2 separate regions of the Mus musculus genome follow, and region 2 is linked to region 1. Evidence: chromatin loops called from intact Hi-C (ENCODE). Cell type or tissue: left cerebral cortex. All regions are shown on one strand. Links, peaks and the distances in the headings refer to the core of each region. The heading gives the core; the rest is flanking DNA.

Region 1 (7,642 bases), core at 975-5,974:
CACTGCCCTGGCCACCCAAGAAGCCAGCCAATCCCAATTGCCCCTCAGCTTGCTCTCAATCAGCCCAGACTACCTGCCCAGGGATATGCTGTACCATATCAATTAGCAATCAAGAGGATTCCCCTCACACATCCACAGATCCGTGTAATTGAGACACTTCCTCCACTGAGACCCCCTTTTCCCACATACGTCTAGGTTTGTGTCAAGTTGAGAAAAACCCTCGACACAGGTGTTGTTAGCAAAGAGCAGGAAATCACCGCCTTGCTTGAGTGAGGTGGCCGAAGGGTAGGGAGCCTTCTCCAAACACCTTTCCTAGAGAACCAGGCATGAGTACGAAGGTGAAGGAAATAATTTAATAAAACTGGAGTTCAGGAAAGAGTAGGACACAGGGCAGGGAGGGAAGGTAGGTGAACCAGAAAAACCAAGACCTGGACTCGTGTGGAGGTCTTTATTGAAGTGGTCATGGAGTCTGCCCAGGACAACCAGCGTAACTTGTGTAAATTACACTCATGAACTAGCTGTATTCTATACTGTCCAGTGAGAGGATGTTCTGTGACCTCCCTCAAACCCACGATGGGTGTGTGAGGTTGGAGTGAGCCAATCACAGTTGTTTTTATTTAATGTTTCATACAAATACACTTTGATCCTATTCCTTCCCCTCCCCCAATCCCTCCAGCTCATCCCTCACCTCCCTACCCACACAACGTCATGTTCTTTCTCTTAAAACAAAATGTCCAAGTGTGTGTGTGTGTGTGTGTGTGTGTGCGCGTGCGCGCGCGCACAAACACCTGTCGACTCCAATTTGGCCACTCCTACCTCTGATGGGGCATTATACCTTCTGATTGTGTTAGCCTGTGGTGGAGTTGTACCTCCTGTCTTCCTTTAGCTGTGTGCCTTTTGTAAGTTTAGGGTCAGGAAGGGACAGCTAATTGTATTGATGATCACGAGTTCTTCCTCTAGCTTTGTGGCCAGGTTAAGGCCCAAGCTGCTCTTTCGATGAAATGTCAGGGTGTGAAAGTTACAGGCATCCTCTTGGGGACCCGTCACCACTTCCAATTCCCTAACCCTGCCTACCTCGAGGTATCAAGGTCAAATGGACAGAGAGAAAAGGACTATTTTATCTCTTGAGTCCTAACACCAAAAAGAGCTTGCAGCACCACCTGCTGTCTCAAAATAAAATTTCCCTTTGTCAGGTCATGGTTTATGGTGTTTAGGAGGAGTTTCTTGATCCTGCACAGTGACTCAGGGAAATAGAGCAGGCCGCCCCGTGATGGTTTCATCTTCATATTATTGGCTATCACAGCTCTGAACTGCCTGAAATTTGCTGGCCTGGGAGCCAGGAAGTAAGCGATACAGTAATGTCAATGCATTATAATGGACACAGGAAATCCACAGCCATGATCCAATGCGGAGTAATAGGACCGGCAGATGAGCACAGTGGTTAGACTCACTGCAGATGGCATGCCTGGGAATCTCCAGGGCCAGGAACTCTCACCCAGGGATCAGGCCTCCCATATCTTCAGCAAGAAATGTGACTTGTCTTCCTTTCACGCCTGGGTATATTCGAGAATATATTTTATTTATACAGTAATACATAGTAATCATAACAGACACTTCGGCCCTGCCGTGTACCAGGCATTTAGGCTTTGCATACATGAAACCATTATTCTCCTCTGCAAACCTGCGCAATAATTAGTTTTAATGCTCATTTTACAGATAAGGAAATAGTTGTGTCTAACCAAGAGCATACAACTAGGAAATAACAGAGGCCGGGGATCCAGATGGGCTAAAATATGTGTGCTGTGCTCTGATGCTTAGAAAATTTGATTGTAAAATAAAGCAATTATATTTAGAGTAGAATTTACAGAAATCTGCATAAAAACCAAAAGAACAAACAAAAACCTATGCATTTCTACTTTTGCTACTCAGAGAATAAGCAATTCTACAAGCTAGCAAGATGGCACAGGAGATAAAGGTGTTTGCCACCAAATCTGACAGCTGGAGATCAATCCCGGACCCATATGGTGGAAAGAGAGCTGGCTTCTGCAGTTGTTCTCTGATGTCTATAGGTGCACCATGGCGTGGATACACACCCACACACACCACATGCACACACAGATACACTTGTACATATATACACAGAGACACACATGCACACATACACACCACACCACACACACACCCCATATACACATACAGACATACTTGTGCACGTACATACAGAAACACATGTACTTATAGATACACATGCACACACAAAAACACCATACACACACACCCTATACAAACACACATACATAGACACACTTGTGCATGCGCATACAGATATACATGTCCACACACACACACACATGGATACTCTTGTATACATCCACACAGAGACACACATGCACACATACACACACACCACACACACAACCTACACGTACACACACATAGACACACTTATGCATGTACATACAGATACACATGCACATAAAAATACACATGCAGGAACACACACACACACAAGTATAATTTAAACAACAAAACGCAAACCAAGCCCATATTCTTCATTGAGTGTCTTCTTGGGCAGTCTTGATTATTCTAGAAGATGTGGAGTGGACGGATTGTTGTTCTCCAGACTGACTGCGGAATTATGGTCTAATCTAATGTGTGTGTGTGTGTGTGTGTGTGTGTGTCTGTGTGACTTTAAGAGAGTTTTGGGCCACGTTCACCTCCTGAGTGTTTCTAGGATTTGTAGATTACTGAGGACTGTTAGCAATGATGGGAACCCAGCAAAAGGCAGCTGCTTATTATTCATAAGAAGAGAAATCTCCATTTCTATCAAATAAACCTTAGATTCGCTCCGTTACTAGAGAAGTTGGCAGTGATCGTTAGTGCCACCTAGTGGTTAGAATAAATCGTGGTCCTTGAGATTCTCAGAAACTGTCCTTAGGGAGTCTAGTTCAGATGACAAGAGGAGTGTACACTGGACTCCAGGCAAGTCCATGGCTACCAGTTCCTTTGGGTGACCCAATTTCTGCTTTAAACATGGTTTTCAGTTGACCCCAGCTCCCTGTCCCTAAATCCGCTTCCCAGCAGCTGCTGTAATACCCGCTGGGCTGTATGGGGGCCGCAGAGATCTTCGGGATCTATTTTGAGATGAAGAGGGCCAGCTGAACTCTCACACGGGTGGGGTGAGAGCAGGCTGATGTGAGAAAGAGCTGATCCGGAGAGTGTTTTGACAATCTGCTTGCATTTCCCCCTTGTTCATCTCTGTTGTCCGTGGCACGTAGGCCCTCCTCTGTGTCCGCTTCTCTGTTTCACATCCTCCAGTTCATGTTCAGGGTCTCCACAGTCACGTGCCAGCCCACCTCCCGGCTCTTCAGTGAGAAGCCCCTGCACAGTCTTTCTGAGCTGGGCGCACCCACAGTCAGACCTTCTTTAGAACGTGCTGCTTTGCTGCCTGTGTTAGTCTCACCTCAGTCTTCTAGCCTTTTATGTCTCTTCTAAAATCCAGACAAGCCACAAACACATAGCCCCCAGGCCCCCCAGAGTATCTGTTGCTTACTGAACCCCTTTCATTTCCATCCATGCCTGACTTGCACTCTCCTGCTGGCATGTCATAGAATACCATCTCCGTTGCTTGTAAATACTTCATACGTGTGCCTGCCATTTTACATATTCATTCATTCCTAAGTCCTGTCCCTTGCCTGGAACATAAGTACTATTCGGTCTTCAAGAGCCTGCCGCCCACTAAACTGAGCCAAATATAGAGTATTCTCAGCTCCATTCAGTCCTTTCTGTGAGACTGGCTACCACTGAGAGTGGTGCTTGTGTGTTGTTTGTGAACTCAGTGTGAATTACTCCTTTTGTTCTCTGCTAAACTGCTTTTTGTTCTCTGCCACAAGAGGACTGAGACCATCACTGATAACTTTTGAAATTCTTTTCACACTATGACTTATTTGAACTTGTTTCTTTGTCTGAAGAGCTATGCTTACCTTACCTCAAGAGAGAAAGAACACGTGACTGTTTTATCAAGCACCCGCTTTTTTTCTAGATATGCTACTCGGCATTTTAGATATACCCTTTGTTTAGAAGCTAAAAGTCTTATGTATAGAATGTGAACATTACGTGGAGTAGGGAGCGGAAGTCACAGATGTTTAATAACTGTGTGGCTTTATCAATGACTCAGCATTTGGACACAGGCGCATCACTCCCACGCTCACATCCTTGACCAGGCTACCTCTGCTTTAGCTCTGCATCTTCCCTTTGTTAGGATGTAATGATGCTCTGCATCCCTACGGACCCTCCCGAGAGATTCTGCTCTCAGGAATGCAGAGGGGTTCTTCATCCATCATCTCTGTTGATGTAGTAAATTAAGGACACAAACAGAAGTAAGTTTAAGGGAGTCAGGGCTTATTTGGTTTACAATTCCAGGTCATGGTCCGGTGTTGTAAGAATGTCAAGATACTAACTTGAGCAATCAAGTTACACCCACAGCCAGGAGCAGAGAGAGAAGGAATGCATGCATGGTTTCTTGTGCTCCATCTCTTTCCTCTTTCAGAGGCGCCAGGATTCAGACGTAGGGAATGGTGCTGCCCACTATGGGCGAACCTTCCCACCTCTATTACACCTCAATACATGCCCACAGCTAGAGATCTAGACAGCTCCTCATTAAGACTCAATTCCCAGGTGATTTTTAGATTGTGTTCTTGGCATTTAAAAGTAACCATCTGCCTGGTCTCGTGTTCTATGCCCCACCCTGTCCTCTGTATCATGTTTAGGCAGGTGTATTCACAACTCATCTGAACAATGCAGAAGCAGAGCAGAGTCCTCTTTCCTTTTTCATTCCTCCATCAACCTTCTTGATCTTAAGGTCATTTTTAATGTAGAAGTGCCCTCAGCCCTGCGGAAAATATTTTCATGTGTGTTGAACCACTTAGACTCACAAATGGGAATGTAGATGATTTCATTGACTAGGGGGGGGACTTGGGGAGCACACAGTTTAACTAACTCCAGGAAATATTTATACAAAAATGTGGAAATCTGAATTCCCGTGTGTGTTTCCTGCCACAGGGGTTCCGAGCAAGCCCCCGACACATCAGGAGGCGAGTTGCAGCGGCCGCAGCTGCCCGGCTTGAAGAAGTGAAGCCTGTGGTGGAAGTCCATCATCAGAGTGAACAAGAGTCATCGGGGAGGAAGCGAAGGATCAAGAAAAACAGCCGGGTGCAGCCAGAATTCTATCACTCTGTTCAAGGTGCTTCCACCAGAAGGCCTGTAAGTAGAAAGCTGTCTTTTGTACAAGTGTTGAATAACAGTCAAACGGTGAAATTATCCCCTTAAATAAGTTTGGATAAATAGTTGAGCCATCCTGTTGTTCCCCCACAAAGTGACTGCGTGTTCACATAAAGGAAGGGTTGTGCTTTCCAAGAAGGTCTTAGGGAGGTCCTTGCCAGAGGCAGGAGCAGGCCAGCGTCACTCAGACTGATCTAAAAACCTAGGGAATTCCTAGCGCCCTTGAAGCTGTGGTCTAGAATGAGGATGGGAGCGCTAGAGTTAACAGGCTGGCAGGCTGAGGTGTGCTAAGACATCACAGCAACAATAGAGTCAGTATCAAGAGAGGGAAAGCATCCAAGACGGGCTGGAGCTGGAACCTGTGACGGTGGCTGAACCCCTCCCAGGAGTCTCTAGGGCTGGGACTCAGCTCAGGGTAACTCTGGAAGAGCTTCTAACTGGCCTTTCAGCTGTGAGACAGCAAAAGGCTCTGTCCCCCTAACTGTGCTGGTTTGAGTGAGAATGGCCCCTCGAGGCTCACATATTTGAATGCTTGCCCCTCCCCCATCGGTAGAACTGTTTGGGGAACATAGGAGGTGCTGCCTTGTTGCAAGAGGTGTCCCTCTCAGAATGGACTTCACTCAGCCCCCTCTCTCTGCCTAGTGGTTGTCATCTCAAGATGTGAGCTCTCAGCTTCTATTTCAGTGTCATGGCCACCTGCCTGCTGCTATGCTCCCTACAATGGTCAGAGACTCTAACCCTCTGGAGCCACGAGCCCCAGATTAGATGTTTCTTTTACAAGTTGTCTTGGTCCTGACGGTTTTTGTCATGGCTGTATAAAAGCAACTGAGACACTAGTCATGTGTTCACAGCACGGCTTTCCCTGGGGCGCCGGAGCTCAGCTGGGGTTGAGCCAGTCATTTTCTGAACACATTATTCTAAGTGCTCTGGTGTCCTCATCTCGGTGGCTTTTGGCACATGGATTTTTCTAACCAATACTGTGAATAAGGATTTGGGCCTTGAAAAATGCTATTTGAAAGCTTTAAAAATGTTATTTCTGAAACTGCCATGATGTTACATTGTTTTAGCATTAGAATTTAGCCTTATTCACCTGGTTTATCCTCATGCTATGCTTAGCCCATATTGCCATTTCCTGTGCTGACAGCCTAAGGGAACTGTCAAGATGTGACTTGATAATCCCTCTGCATTCCATTGGGGTCACTGGGTGGCAGGTCACATGTGGAAATAGGTTTAGTGACGAGGCCAGCAGAAGGGTCCTATTTCTAATGAATTGTTTGCAACAGAGCTACTTAATGACAAAGACCTGTGATTGGTGTTTACAACAGGAAGTGCTAGGCAGGGATGATGTGGTCAGGGGGAGGAGAGGAAGGGGCATAGAGAGCTGTCGATAATTTACGTGGGGTTTTGCATAGGTGACCTTAGGAAGATTAAACACGCAGCCAGCGTGAGCAGCAGTGCAGGCTGGGACAGGTCAGCGACTACTGCAGTACTCTAGGTGTCAGGCCTCAGTTCCACCATCTCTTCCTCGAAGAAGGGAATCTGAGGATGGTGTGTATGCTTCGGAGCCGGGGATGCACACTCCCTCATCTGATTGCATCTCCAGTGAGTCTTCTGGGAGGCCGGAAATTGTCAGTCAGCAGGGAGGAGGCTCCTCGTGTCATATGATTTCTGGGCAAACTTTTGACATCGGCAGGCTGCTGATAATGGGATGTTGCCTGTGGACTGAATGATGTATGTCCTTTGATGGGTTTAGTTGTCTGCCTTCACCAGTACCTGCTGTAGCCAGTCCATTCAACACAGGTCCAGACCTGTTCTTTTTCTCACCTCTGCTCGCATATAGTCAGTGCTGTCACACCTTGCTAGAAGAACTCTCCCTGTGGCTTGGAGATGGGCTGAGATGACATCAGCCGGAGAGACCCAGGATTATTTGAATGGCCTTCTGCAAGCTACTTCTGGCATTTCTAGTCACAGTTATTTATTTATTTTATATATATATATTTTTTAAAGATTTATTTATTTATTTTATGTATATGAGTACACCACCTTTACTCTCTTCAGACACACCAGAAGAGTGCATCAGATCTCATTACAGATGGCTGTGAGCCACCATGTGGTTGCTGGGAATTGAACTCAGGACCTCTGGAAGAGCTGTCGGTGCTCTTAATCACTGAGCCATCTCTCCAGCCCTATTTATTTTTTTATACTCCAAAACAAGACTTGCAAGTAAGAAAGGCCGGCAGCGTGACAGCAGAGAAGAATTAGAGAATATGACAGTAGCTGAGGCTGTTGTAGCTCTGTGGTAAAGTGCTCGCCTGACTTTTGAATGGCTGTGGGTTCAATTCCCTAGCATGGAAGGAGGAGA
Region 2 (7,642 bases), core at 1,250-6,249, 300 kb before region 1:
TCTCGGCCTCCAATTTACTCTGGTATTGTTCGGTTCCTTTCACATAGCTCACACCGAGGTTCTCAATTGCTTTAAGCACTAGGGGGAAAAGATTAAAAGGAAGAAAAGTTTAAATCCAAGACAAAAGATAAATAAATCAAAGATAAAAACCTACAGAAAGCAATTCTCTAATTATTTTTTCTTAGAACATCTGACAGTATTAACAACTTTGTTTCCGCAGGTACATCACGTGAACTGTGCTTGGAAACTGATAAACTGCACCAATGTGCAGAAAATGCATGATATTCTAATCCCAGAGATGCTCAACAAGGGAAGGGAAGGGAAGGGAAGGGAACGGAAGGGAAGGGAAGGGAAGGGAAGGGAAAGGACAAATGGTGGATGATCTTTCCTGATGTACCAAGCCACCAAATGCTGAGAAGTGAAAAAGCCTGCCTGTCAGTGTGAAGACAAGGTTTGCAGTCTGGAGCTACCTTGACTGAGTACATCATAAGATAAAAAGGAGGAGGAAGAGGAGGAGGAGGAGGAGGCAGAGAGAGAGAGAGAGAGAGAGAGAGAGCCTTCCTTTCCTGATGACTACCCAGCAGTGAGAGGCACCGGGTCATCAGAAGGAGCCATCCTGAATAGAAGTCACGAATATTCAAAGGTTCCTAATGCCAGGTGCAAGCCTTCCTCACAGAAATCCCTTCAAGGAATGATGCTTCAACACCAGAAATGAATCTTCTGCACTGCCACCTAAGAACACGACCATGTTCCACATGCATCTCCACTTCCCATGCCTTCTTGCCGTACCGGCTCCCTCAGTCCTGACCTCCAACCACTCTTCATGACACCTACTTGGCATCTCTCAAGCCCTTCACTAGCACCACCACTGTTTAGGGGTCCTTGCGGTTCCATCTGACACGACGAAGCCAAGGGTTTCAACCACTAGGAAACATGTGACACTGCTAAGCCTCCTGTGCCCTTCCCCCCCTCTTGCCTTCACTACATTGGACAGTAATAAGTGCTTTCTCCTGCGTTGACAGCTCTTATCTTGCTGCTCTAAGAAAAATGAACAGTGTTTTCCCATCTCCTGATTACTCCAGCAAGAATATTCTGGAACATAAACTCTAAGAGGGCTTGTATTTGTCTCAGTTCATAGCTAGCTCCTTCATTTCTTCTCTCACACACAAAGGATAAGAGGCCTCCAGTTCAGTGGCTGCATCCTTCTCACACCTCGGTCCTGCGCATTATAATATGCCTTCAAATGTCCACACGTCTCCACTCTCCCTCAACTACTCACACCGGAAGCATAGCTCTCTTTCACAGCCGCAAGCCTTTGTAGAGACCATTATCACAGTTTGGAAAAGCCCTTCACTGCTTCTGCTGGGAAATCCCTACTGTCTGCTCATTTCTTCAGAAACCAGACCAAATTCCAACTTCTCTAGGAAACCTTCCTTAAGTAGACTAAGCTAGTTATTCTCACTTTTACACTCCAGGGGCATTAATATTTACTTCTATCAAAGCAGAAAGTAATCTGATGTATGATTTTAACTCTACACGTCTGTCTCCACATAGCAAATACAGTTTCAACATAGACCTTAATTGCATTACTCATTACAAAGTCCCTGCCACCTGGAAGCAGAGTACTCAATGTGCATACTACAGTGAAGAAGTGAATGACAAACCTTCAACAGCAAATCACCAACGGATGTTGAATGGGCTGCTGAACAAAGAGGAACTGCCTTTATTCATCGTGTGATAACTGCACTTCTCAAGGACACAAACATTGGACTTTAAATGCCACTTACATTTAACTCTGTCAAAAGCCAAGTTTTCAAACTCCGTCAACGATATGTTTTCAGTAGGCGGCTGCAGGTAAAACTGAAGGCTGTGAGGGTAACTAGCATTTCTCTGGTCACCCGCCAATCGCAGCTTCTTCCGGATCCTTCCTGAGAACTGCATCTTGACCACCTTTTGAAAGCAGTGAAATAAATTATATAAATATATATTTATATTATATATTATATAAATTATATATATATGTTATATAGTATATATTGCAATATATAGTGCTTAGGTGGCAACGCAATATATATGTTAAAATGACGGAAAAAGGCTGAGTCAATAGAGTAAATATTTATGGAAACACAAAATATTGGATGCACAGACTTTTTTAAAGGGATTATTCCTAGACCCTGCTGTGTTGTCTAGATTTTCTATACACATCTGTAATAACAGGGGCGAATGTGGGAAGGGCTCAAACTGGGGTATATGTAGACGGTGGCCCTTGTAAGCCAAAGAGTGATCACTAAGTGTTGCTGCCTGCCACCCTCAGGCATGTGCGAACCCAAGACAAGATGAGGTTTGAGGGGAGGGGGGTGTTAAATTCCTGAAATCAAGGTAAAGCAAAGTAGATTCTACCTAGATGAGAGGCTTACTTCTCGTACTTCTAACTCTGGAATCCAGCCTTTCCAGAATAGTCAAAAGTGCCTTAACTTCCCTTCCGGCCCCAGCGCCTTCCCGGGCCGCCCTCCCCGCCATCCCACCCGGAGCCTCCCTCCGACCCGACACCACCTGTCACTCGGTCCCACCAGGTCAGCTCACAAGCTTCCAACTCCACGGCTTCTCTCCGTCCCAAATAAAGCCGCAGTAGATTGTTTAACCAGCCAGCAGCCAGGCTGAAAGAAACACCCGCGCTGACAGCCGCTCTCTCCCAGTGGCGGGAGAGTTCATTTGGAACGGGAAGCGGAAGTGATGCGCAGAGGTCCCACCCCCTGGCGCCCCGCCCACCGCGGTGTGGCGCGGTAGCGACTGAAGGTAGTGCGCGTCTGGAGCGTTTTGCACGCCGACCGACTTTTTGATGCTGGTTTTGTTTTTTGTTTTGTTGACGGATGTGAGTTCTTTTGAGACCATGTCTCGCACCGAAGCCCAGGCTAACTTGGAATTGGTGGCGATCCTCCTGCCTCAACCTCCCACAAGTGCTGGGCTTAGGCTGAGCCGCAACACCCGCCCTAAGATATCTTGAATGCAAGTGATGGAGATTTTGTTGGGTTTTTTGTTTTTGTTTTCCAGAACCCCAGGTGCCCTCTCTGCGCGGAGACGCCTTTGGGCTTGGGGCTGCAGTGCAAACGGCAAACATTCCCGCGCTGCAGCCAGAGTCAGGGTAACTGAGGCTCCGGAAGCTTGCGGGCGCTTTACCGGGGGTGGCCTCCCCTCTGTCATTCCAGGAGGTGGGAAGGAGCCGCCGTGTCCGCTTTGCCCACGACACAAGGACTGTCCCTCCTCGTTGTTAGCAACGCTGCCTTCATCTTCCGGACGAGAAAAGAGCTGTAAGAATGACGTCGGTTTGCTCGTCCCCGCGCGATGCTCGCCAGGGAACACGCGAGCGAGCATAGACTTCGGGGAGCGGAGGAACCTGCAGGACTTAGCAAAAAGCGCTCCGGGACCACAGCGAGGCCAGCTAGGTGGCGTCCTAAGAGCCTGGACGGCCGCTGCGGTCTACAGTGTGTTCGAGGCGGCGTGTCCCCCTACAAAAGCCACCCACAAGCTCTGGGATGGGGCTGGGAGTGGTCGGGTTTAGAAATGCATAGTATATCCTAGTACTTTGAAGCCTCAAAGTACCCACCTAAGATAGACTAAATCGGCGGCTGTCCCTTGAAACGGAACCTGTTTATCTGTCAATTTTTATTCTCAAGCCACACAAAACAGACTCTAGTTAATTAGCCCCAATTTACACATAAAAGAACGGTGACTTCCAAAGGATTCCTGACAGGGGACTCCATTCTGCCAACCTCACTGGCCTGATTTCTTTCGTATGACAGTAGGGTACTCACTTCTCCTCTGTGGCCTATATACAATTATCATCACCAAATCCATAGACACTCCTAAAATATATTAACTGCCTTGTGTGTGTGTGTGGGGGGGGGGGGGGGCTGAAGCACAGAAGGAGAGATACCGTGATTAGAATGAGGACACCATGGAAATTTAAGTGAAATCACAAAGAATAAAAAGAAAACAAAACTAAATATCTGAATATATAAAAACATAAAGCTGGGCGTGGTGGCGCACGCCTATAATCCCACCACTTGAGAGGCTGAGGCAGGCGGATTTCTGTGTTCAAGACCAGCCTGGTCTACTGAGTGAGTTCCAGGACAGCTAGGGCTACACAGAGAAACCCTGTCTCGAAAAAAAACAAAAAAAAACAAACAAAACAAAAAAAAAAAAAAAAAAACATTAAATTGTGCAGCTAACAAAACAAAACAAAACAACAACAAAAAAAACATTAAATTGTGCAGCTAAAAAAGTCCCCAGAATTATTTTTCAGTCAGAAAGAGTATGAGTTTATTAGAGAAAATGTTAACAGGAACTGAACAATTAGCTCATAAAAGTATGAAAATGTTTATTACTACTGTCGGCAATGAAATTTTTTCCTTGCAAAATTGGCAAATATTTCACAATAAAAGAGCTCACTGTTGCCACATATGTCGTTCCCTTGAAGTCCCACCCTCATTCCTTATGATCCCCATATGGTGCCATTATTTTCTCCACACTCTGATTATAAAACAAGGTCTCACTATGTAAGCCAGGCTGGTCTGAAATGGCACGTGTAGATCTGGCTGACCTTGAACTGACAAAGAGCTGCTTCTGCCTCACCAGTGCTAGGATTTAAGGCACGTGCCACTGTGCCCGATTTATTTTTATGTTTATAACCCTCTACCACAGACTTTTCCAAACATGAACCACTAAAAAATATTGTCTTCTTTAAAAAAATGCACCTATGAGTCAGCCAATTTTGTAGTTTCAAATGATTTAAGGCTTGTTAAGAATTCCCTGGCTATTTGATTTTAAGCTTTTTTTTTTTTTTTGACAGCCACTTTGATTTCTCTTCATGTACCCCTTTATACTATTAGGGTCCAAGAATTGCTAAAGAGAGACCCTAGACTCAAATGGCATGCAAAGGTGCTTATTCTGCAGAAACTGCCAGCAAACAGCATGGCATGAATGGTCAACCATTCATCCAAATGTCAACGGCTTGAGGGGCTCATAAGCCCCCTTTGATGCAGGGCTAGGGGAATTTTCCAGAAGGGTAAGGTAACCTCTAATGTGATTGATAGGAGTCAAAGCAGTGCCATTAGGACAAGTCTGATTGGCTGCTATATTAGTTCTATTATATTTAGTGAAACCATGAAGAGTTTCAGAGACCAGCTTGGCTGCGGCCTTGTTATCTCCTCTGGCCAGGTGTCCCAGAAATGGAATCAGCTGGAGACTTATCCTCCCTAAGTCAGGGCTGTCACTGATCAACGGCCCATTGTCAGTGGCTTCCTTTGAGGAGCTTGGTTTGCTTCCCAGGGAAGTGAAAATTCTTATCCCCAAGGTGTTTGGACCTTTCAATACAATCTCTTAAACGCCTACCTTCAAAGTTAAAATATGACATAAGTAATGTCATTTTATGACTAATTCATAAAGAACTAGAAAAAATATGTTTAACCACACAAAAATCTTATTATGCCATGGAATAGCTGCCTTTACAACATACCAAAAATCTATTTTGTTTTTGTATATATATATTGGTAGGGGTGGTTTTGAGTATTTATGTGTTAAATGCATTGACAAACAGAGGCCAGAAGAGGGCATCAGATGCCCTGGGACGAGTTACAGGCTGCTGTAATTCACCAGGTGGGGGCTGGGATTGGAACCTGAGGGCTCTGGAAGAGCAGAGAGTGCTCAGGACTGCTTGAGCCATCTTTCCATCCCCCTAAAAACCTATATTTGATCTCAGAGAAGAAAATAGGCTGAGTCTATCAGCTATGCCAGCGTCGTAATTTCCTAGTATCAGGGTAGGTCACTGCACACTATATAAATTGTTTTCTGTATCCAGAGGCAATTGGAAGGTTGACATCCCTGTCCCAGCAATGATATGGACATCTCAGAGATGCTGTCAGTGAGCTCTCATACATCCATCTCATCAACAATGATGGATTAATATAATGGCCCCGGCAAAAAAGACTGAGCAAACTATGGACACTGATTTCATAAAGGGAAAAATATATATATACACAAGCACAATTTTACTTTCGCTAAACCATAAGCAGTCACAAGCAGGGACGACTGTGCCACTTCTGTAACCACAGCTCCCGGATTCCAAGAGCCTTTAATAATTATTTATGAAACGAGATTGATGAGTCCTGGAAAGATGCTGGGTTCGGCTTCACATTAAACAGATGGTTTGAATCAAATGTGACTCTAACCTAAGAAACTTCGAGCACTCATCTGAAAACTGTATACGCATTCCTTCTGGAATGACTCGGCTCCTCAGTTTATCCCAGAATAAAGCACAGAGCACCTTTTGCAGCATAATTTCCATGAATCATTGCTGAGCACCAAGCACGGAGCCGCTGCTGGACAATACCAGCTGCAGACCGTCTAACCCAGCTGGCATTCACCCGTAGTTGACGTCGTTGCCCCAGAACTATTGTGTGGTGCATTACACAGTTGAGGGTTTAGTCGCCATATTTGGTTAAGTCAGAGTGCATCCCTGTTCTTTTCCAGTTTGGGTTATGTTATCCTAAAGGGAGGATGTGCTAAGGATCTTTACCAAGAGAGCATCTGTGACCACAGCCCTTCCAGCCCTGCTCACATGGAGTCACAGGAAAAGAAGTCTTTCCAGCAGAGTGGCTGACCCATAAAAACTTGGCCACCTTCTGCTCCCTCCACCCTCCTGACTTCATTTCCTATTTCCGAGAGTTTGGCTATGGAAAAAGTCTAGAAACAACCATCCCGTTCTTTCTCCCTTGGCTTCCATCAGTGAAGGTCAAGAGAGCAGGAGAGGAAACATTCCCTTAAGAGGTACTACGGGGAGGAAGAAATGGCCTCCCAGATATAAGCACGGTTTCTTTTATTCTGGAAACATCAGAGAGCCCTACTAAGTGCCAGGCAGTGTTTTCTGACGGAAGAGCCACACACCTCTACCCTCTAGAACTTTATGGTCTAATGGGAAACGAAATAAACAAACTAACCTATGAATTAATATAAATAGCTGCCAAGCAATAAACAATTCAACCAGAGAAGGAGTATGCATAGTGTTTGGAGGAGCCTTAGAAATTCTAGATTGAGTGGCTGGGGAAGGCTGGATAAGCATGTGACTACGAAGCAACGACAGTAAGAAAAGTAAGGATTTTATCTTTGTACCTTTGAAGCGTGTACCAATGGGAAGATTGTTACAGTCTTACAACCCTGTGATATTGGAACAGGAATATTCAAGTTAACTGAGCAGAACAGAGAATCCAGAAGCAGTCCCACACCTATAAATAAGCCTACATGTGACAAATCCACTGCTCAAGTCAATGGAGCAAAGATGGACAGTTCCAAATGACACAAGGACAAATGACTGACTGTGGGAGAGCAGTTTTATTCTCTATCTCTCACTACCCACAGATACCAACTCCAGCTAGTGGAAGACCTACTCAAGAGAGACAAACTAGTAAAACTTTCAGAACAAATATAGACATGGTCTTTATACTGTTTCGCCCCCAAAGAAGTCCTTAAACAATGCATGATGTTTCAGGCACAGTTGGCAGGCACCTGTACTCTCTGCTATTTGGGAGACTAATGTAATGAGATGGCTTACACCTAAGGTCTGGAAGCCACTTGGAACAGCACAGCA

Evidence for each region. A loop is a pair of places that touch in the nucleus more often than their neighbours do. Peaks named below come from ENCODE experiments on the same cell type or tissue, not always from the same donor. Only the 100,000 strongest peaks of a DNase experiment are listed, where the experiment ranks them.
Region 2: it touches region 1 in a loop (8-fold over the local background); 17 of 42 quality-filtered maps call a loop at or near these places.

Annotation. Positions count from the first base shown.
Region 1 is chr1:33,963,642-33,971,283 of GRCm38, forward strand. It overlaps Dst (dystonin), which reads left to right. Exons shown (of 103, transcript NM_001276764.1): 3 at 5,062-5,262. Among named protein-coding and RNA genes, the nearest start is that of Dst, 59 kb to the left of the region's middle. In left cerebral cortex, for the core only: CTCF peaks have their summits at 1,161 (motif pointing left) and 2,881 (motif pointing left); DNase peaks (open chromatin) are centred at 1,188, 2,891 and 3,745.
Region 2 is chr1:33,667,071-33,674,712 of GRCm38, forward strand. Prim2 (DNA primase, p58 subunit) reads right to left here and starts at 2,724. Exons shown (of 14, transcript NM_008922.2): 1 at 2,554-2,724; 2 at 1,788-1,950; 3 at 1-78. The coding sequence starts at 1,941. It overlaps 1700001G17Rik (RIKEN cDNA 1700001G17 gene), which reads left to right and starts at 2,754. Exons shown (of 1, transcript NR_033199.2): 1 at 2,754-3,642. In left cerebral cortex, for the core only: CTCF peaks have their summits at 2,768, 3,458 and 5,599 (motif pointing right); DNase peaks (open chromatin) are centred at 2,745, 3,318 and 5,639; H3K4me3 peaks cover 1,606 bases; H3K27ac peaks cover 926 bases.